Linked DNA regions of Mus musculus: region 2 is linked to region 1. The links are chromatin loops, found by intact Hi-C in ENCODE. Cell type or tissue: heart. All regions are shown on one strand. Each heading gives the region's core, and the rest is flanking DNA. Links, peaks and the distances in the headings are about the cores only. Region 1 has its middle 6.0 kb from the start of Neurl3. Region 2 holds the start of Hs6st1 (heparan sulfate 6-O-sulfotransferase 1).

The links. Peaks named below come from ENCODE experiments on the same cell type or tissue, not always from the same donor. Only the 100,000 strongest peaks of a DNase experiment are listed, where the experiment ranks them.
Region 2: it touches region 1 in a loop (2.3-fold over the local background); 6 of 42 quality-filtered maps call a loop at or near these places.

Annotation. Positions count from the first base shown.
Region 1 is chr1:36,277,933-36,280,838 of GRCm38, forward strand. No RefSeq gene overlaps it. Among named protein-coding and RNA genes, the nearest start is that of Neurl3, 6.0 kb to the left of the region's middle. In heart, for the core only: CTCF peaks have their summits at 1,485 (motif pointing left) and 1,699; a DNase peak (open chromatin) is centred at 1,499.
Region 2 is chr1:36,067,494-36,070,399 of GRCm38, forward strand. Hs6st1 (heparan sulfate 6-O-sulfotransferase 1) reads left to right here and starts at 907. Exons shown (of 2, transcript NM_015818.2): 1 at 907-1,691. The coding sequence starts at 1,165. In heart, for the core only: a CTCF peak has its summit at 1,474 (motif pointing left); DNase peaks (open chromatin) are centred at 798 and 1,848; H3K4me3 peaks cover 2,458 bases; H3K27ac peaks cover 2,435 bases.

The DNA.
Region 1 (2,906 bases), core at 212-2,711:
GGGTCTGCAGTGCCAGAATGCAAGCTGCAGGAACAGCTGAGGCCAGGGGCACAGTAGTGGCTAGCAAGGATTTTTTAATATTTATTTATCTATTTTTTTAAATATTTATTTATTTATTAATGTAACTACACTGTAGCTGTCTTCAGACACTCCAGAAGAGGGCATCAGATTTCGTTACAGATGGTTGTGAGGCACCATGTGGTTGCTGGGATTTGAACTGGGGACCTTTGGAAGAGCAGTCGGCGCTCTTAACCACTGAGCCATCTCACCAGCCCAAGGATTTTTTAAAAAGATTTATTTATTATTTTATCTAAGTACACTGTAGCTGTCTTCAGATGCACCAGTAGAGGGTGTCAGATTTCATGATGGGTGGTTGTGAGCCACCATGTAGTTGCTGGGTTTTGAACTCAGGACCTTCAGAAGAGCAGTCAGTGCTCTTACCCACTCTAGTGGCTATTCCTGGTTATCAACTTGACTATATTTGGAATGAACTACAATCCAGAATTGGAAGGCTCACCAGTGACCCTTATCTGGAGGCTTGGAGATCCTTATCTGGATCTTGGTATGGAGATCTTGAGCCATAGTGGCGATGGATTCCAGAAGATTAAATCTCGGAGTTTAAGGAACACACCTTTAATCTGGGCTACACCTTTTCATCTGGGATTAAGGGTGTGGTGGAACACACCTTTAATCTGGGCTACACCTGCTGGAGACAATATAAGGACATTGGAAGAAGGGAGTCTAGCTCTTGCTCCTTCGCCTGCTTGCTGCGTGAGACTGAGTAACTGCTAGATCCTTGGACTTCCATTCACAACTGTGACTGAACAATTGTTGGGAATTGGGCTGCCGACTGTAAGTCATCAATAAATTCCTTTACTATCTAGAGACTATCCATAAGTTCTGTGACTCTAGAGAACCCTGACTAATACACCCGCTGAACCATCTCACCAGCCCGAGATTTTGTTTCAAAAAGAAAAAATAATCTGAAAGTGATGGTCATAGTTGAGCATCATCAGTTTTGGTACCCATATGGGTACTAGAAGTAGTCTCCATGGATATCAAGGGACCACTGTACTATTATACAAAACACTGCTTGTTGCCTCAAGACTATGAAGTAAATGTCACTGAAGATGCAGAACATCACACAGACACACCCACGCCTCCATGTGCATATTGCTAAACACACACACACACACACACACACACACAAACACACTTCTATTCACACAAAGTTTAGGTACACCATTCTAATGCAGAAGTCAGGACTGGGTCTCTCTAGAAGTGTAGAACAGGAGAAGTACCTTGAAGAACTGAGTTGGTTGTTAGGTAGCTGTGTGCACCACCACTTGGATTCTCAAAGGGTGTGTAATGTGAACCTACGTTGGCTTACTTCCCTTCCAGTCTGAAATTCTTCAGAATGAGTTTAGGGGAGCCTTCAGAAAAACTTGGTCAGCACTGCCCCCTGGTGGCGAGGAGATAGACTGTGGGCCTGGTACCTAGGAGGGAAAGGGTCCTGTTAGCAGGGCCCCAAAGGTTCCTAGGTACTAGGTCTCGGTCACCAATTCTGCTTGTTCATGGGCATTCTAACAACTCTGGGAGTCCACTGAGTTCTCCAAGTCAATACCATAAGTCCTCAGGCAGTGTCAATTGCTGTTACTGGCAATGAGGCCAGGTCGGGGAGGCCAAAGCATGCTGACTGGCTCAGGGCTGGAGACCAATTCATTGTGCAGAGCACTTACTCCACCTATAGAGGACCCAGGTTAGGTCCCTATGGCAGCTCACTGCTGTCTGTAAGTCCAGTTTAAGGAGATCCAACACCCTCTTCTGGTCTCCCTGAGTTCTAAGCATGCACATAGCCCACAGACATGCATGCAAATAAAACATTCATATATGTCAAATAAAAGAGTATTTCTTTTTACTAGCTGGTTTTGTGTGTCAACTGGACACAAGCTGGAGTTATCACAGAGAAAGGAGCCTCCCTTGAGGAAATGCCTCCATGAGATCCAGCTGTAAGGCTTTTTCTCAATTAGTGATCAAGGAAGGAGGGCCCATTGTGGGTGGTACCATCTCTGGGCTTGTTGTCTTGGGTTCTATAAGAGAGCAGGCTGAGCAAGCCAGGGGAAGCAAGCCAGTAAAGAACATCCCTCCATGGTCTCTGCATCAGCTCCTGCTTCCTGACCTGCTTGAGTTCCAGTCCTGACTTCCTTGGTGATGAACAGCAGTATGGAAGTGTAAGCCGAATAAACCCTTTCCTCCCCACCCCAACTTGCTTCTTGGTCATGATGTTTGTGCAGGAATAGAAACCTTGACTAAGACAGTCTTTTTTTTTTTTTTTTTTTTTTTTGTAGCCAACTCCTAGTGGAAAGGGGTTTCCTCTCCAACCACCCTGTGCATGCGGTTGATGGTTCGAATAAGATTGTCTCCAATAGGGCTGGAGAGATGGCACCGTGTTTAAGAGCACTGACTGCTCTTCCAGAGGTCCTGAGTTCAATTCCCAGCAACCACATGGTGGCTCACAGCCATCCACAATGTAATCTGATGCCCTCTTCTGGTGCATCTGAAGACAGTGTACTCATCATATATATTAAATAATTCAATCAATCAATCTTTTAAAAAAAAGATTGCCCCCTCCCCCCATAGGCAATGCTTGGTCTCTAGTTGGTGGAACTCAAAAGAGAAGGATTCGGAGGTGTGTCATTAGGGGTGGGGGACAGAATACAGAGCTAGTTCCAGGACAGCCAAGGCTATACATAGAAACCCCATCTCAGAAAAACAAACAAACCGATAACGTGAGCTCTCGGCTACCGCTCCAGCGCCATGCCTGCCTGCATGCTGCCATGTTCCCCACCATGATGGTCATGGGCTCACCCTCTGACACTGTAAACAAGCCCACGACTATATGCTTT
Region 2 (2,906 bases), core at 157-2,656, 210 kb before region 1:
CCTTCCACATGTTATAGGCTGCATAGATTACTACTAGAGCCTCCAACTTGCAGCCTAGGGCCCAGGCGACCCTCCACTACAGGCAGAGCACCAATCAAGGCTGCAGATACTGCTGCCAATGTAAAAAAAAAAAAAATCACGAAGGTTGGAATTTTAATTTTTTTCTAATGTTGGTTCACTATTTTGTTTGTTTGTTTGTTTGTTTGAGTATGACCAGGATCAAAACAGGGCACACTGGGCGAGAGGGACAAATAAAGCTTGTCCTCTGGTCTCTGCACACATTTCGGTTTATCTTCAACTGAGGGCTTTGGGTCATTGTCCCAGTGCCTCCAGGGGACTGGTGATATCCACGTAAGAGCCGGATCCATGCCCTTAACGTCTCTCTTCCTTCCCCACCCTTACTGGTAGTCCTAAACCACCTGGTGGTCCCGACTCCCAGCGCTCTCGAACTTGGAACTTCCTATCCTTCAATGTGAAGGTCAAAGCCTCCGTATTCCCGTGGGAGACAGAGAGCGCAGGTAACACAAACTACCATAACCAGAGAAGGTGAAAAAACTCGGGCTCCCAAACCCAGGACCAATGCCCAAAAGAGCCACCCACTCGTAGGCTCGGGACAACCCAGTCGCCACCCACAGGTCTGCGAGCTGGATCCAATGCCCTTTCCGTAGCGACCGGCGTTGACAGTGTGAGAGACACGCGACCCGTCGCCCAGCTCTGGCCTGTGCCTGGGCCTCCTCCGGCCCCGCCCCTCCCCCAGGGCGCTCCAGAGGCGGAGCGGAGGATCGGAGCGGGCGGCGACAGCAAGAGGCGCCGCGAGGGCGGGCCAGGGGCGGGCCGGGGCGGAGCCGCGACGAACTGCGGAGACGCGGCGGCGCACGGGGCGGTGCAGAGCGTTCTCGGCGCTGAGCTTTGCGGGCGGGTGCGGGCGCGCGCGGCTGCGGGGCGCTGTGGCGGGGGCCGGGCTGTACGCTAGCCGAGCCGGGATCGGGGCGGGGAGCAGCCACGGCGCCGCCGAGGCCCGGGGCCCGCGACGCTGCGCACAGCCTGGGCGCCGAGTAGCCGGGCCGGGCCGGAGCGCGGGCGGCGGTGGCGGCGGCGGTGGCGGAGCAGCTGCGCCCCCCGCCCTCCCAGGCCCGGCGCCCGGGCCGCTGGCGATGGTGACACATGCGGCGGCGGCGCGCCGGCGGCAGGACCATGGTTGAGCGCGCCAGCAAGTTCGTGCTGGTGGTGGCGGGCTCGGCGTGCTTCATGCTCATCCTTTACCAGTACGCGGGCCCGGGGCTGAGTCTGGGCGCGCCCGGTGGCCGCGTGCCCCCCGACGACCTGGATCTCTTCCCCACGCCGGACCCACATTACGAGAAAAAGTACTACTTCCCGGTGCGCGAGCTGGAGCGCTCGCTGCGCTTCGACATGAAGGGCGACGACGTGATCGTCTTCCTGCACATCCAGAAGACCGGCGGCACCACCTTCGGCCGCCACCTAGTGCAGAACGTGCGCCTCGAGGTGCCCTGCGACTGTCGCCCGGGCCAGAAGAAGTGCACCTGCTATCGGCCCAATCGCCGCGAGACCTGGCTCTTCTCTCGCTTCTCCACGGGCTGGAGCTGCGGGCTGCACGCTGACTGGACCGAACTCACCAACTGTGTGCCCGGTGTGCTAGACCGCCGCGACCCAGCAGGTCTGCGTTCGCCCAGGTGAGCGCCCGCTGCGGGAAAGTGTGATGGCGGGGGGGGGGGGGGGTACCCCTAAGCCCCGGGCCAGATCTGCCCTCTCCTCTCTTGGGGCCCCTTCCAGTCTGCGGGATCCCAGGATTCCCATCTCATCCTTCCCTACACCTGCCACTCCTGACCTCTGATCCCTCTTTTCACCCTCTGTTCCGTGCCTCTCCTCGCCACTGGCCTGTCTGCGCAGTGCCCAGACTTCCTCCTGGGTCACTGCCCGCTGCTCTCTGTCCACCCTACCTGCTATGCACTGCGGGCTAGCCTGAGAGATAAACCTCGGGGACTAGAGGTCCAGGCTTGGCTCTAGAGGCAGAAAAACAGGTGTGTCTCTGTGTGCATGTGTAGCCCGTACCCGTCTAGTACTAAAAGTGGAGCAAGAGAAATGCGGTTCCTCTTCCTGTGCACCTGTGGTATCTCCAGGCCCTCCGGTGCCTGCCAGCCTGGGGAGGAGCTGCCAGGAAAGGGGTGGGCTCTGCCTGCCGGTGTGTGCAGGTAGAACAAAGGCCCGTGTGACCCAGACTGAAGTCGGAGAGAAGGCAGCACTACCTGGCCTCCCCAGCCACAGAAGTGGAACAAAAGCCTCCAGTTGAGGACTGACTTCCCTAGAAATCTATCCACCGGCCAGGTTAGGGATAGCTGAGACCGTCAAAGCTACTTGTAAAGCCAGGGACCTCCCAGCAAGGCCCATCACTCTCCTCCTTGTCTGGGGATGTGAGTGAGGGCCAGCCCCTCTGAAAGCACTTTGTAAAGTTGAGATTGTAGCCCTGTTTCTGTTGGTGCCCAGTGATCCTCCTGGGATTACCTTCTTCCTAACCCGCCCCACCCCACCCCAGGAATTAGGGCTTCTAGCCTGCCTTTGTTTCTCTTCCATATTTGCTGTAGGACTGAACTTACAGAGGAGCTAGGAAGTGGGTGTGGACAAATTTTAACTGAAGTCGCTATTTTCCTTGGTACACTTGGGGCAGGAAGGTGCTGGCTCTCCTGTGGGGTTGGGACTCTAGGGTCCAACCAACCTGGAGCTGTTTGCATGCTTTACAGGCTGCTAGAGTTGAGTGGTAGATACACACACTGCACCCCACGCCTAGCAGTGCTCAAGCCAAGTGGAGGTATTCCATGGCCCTAACCTGGACCCAGAGTCTCCTTTCCAGGCCCTCGAAACTGCTTCCTGTCCACATAAGCTCTGCCGTA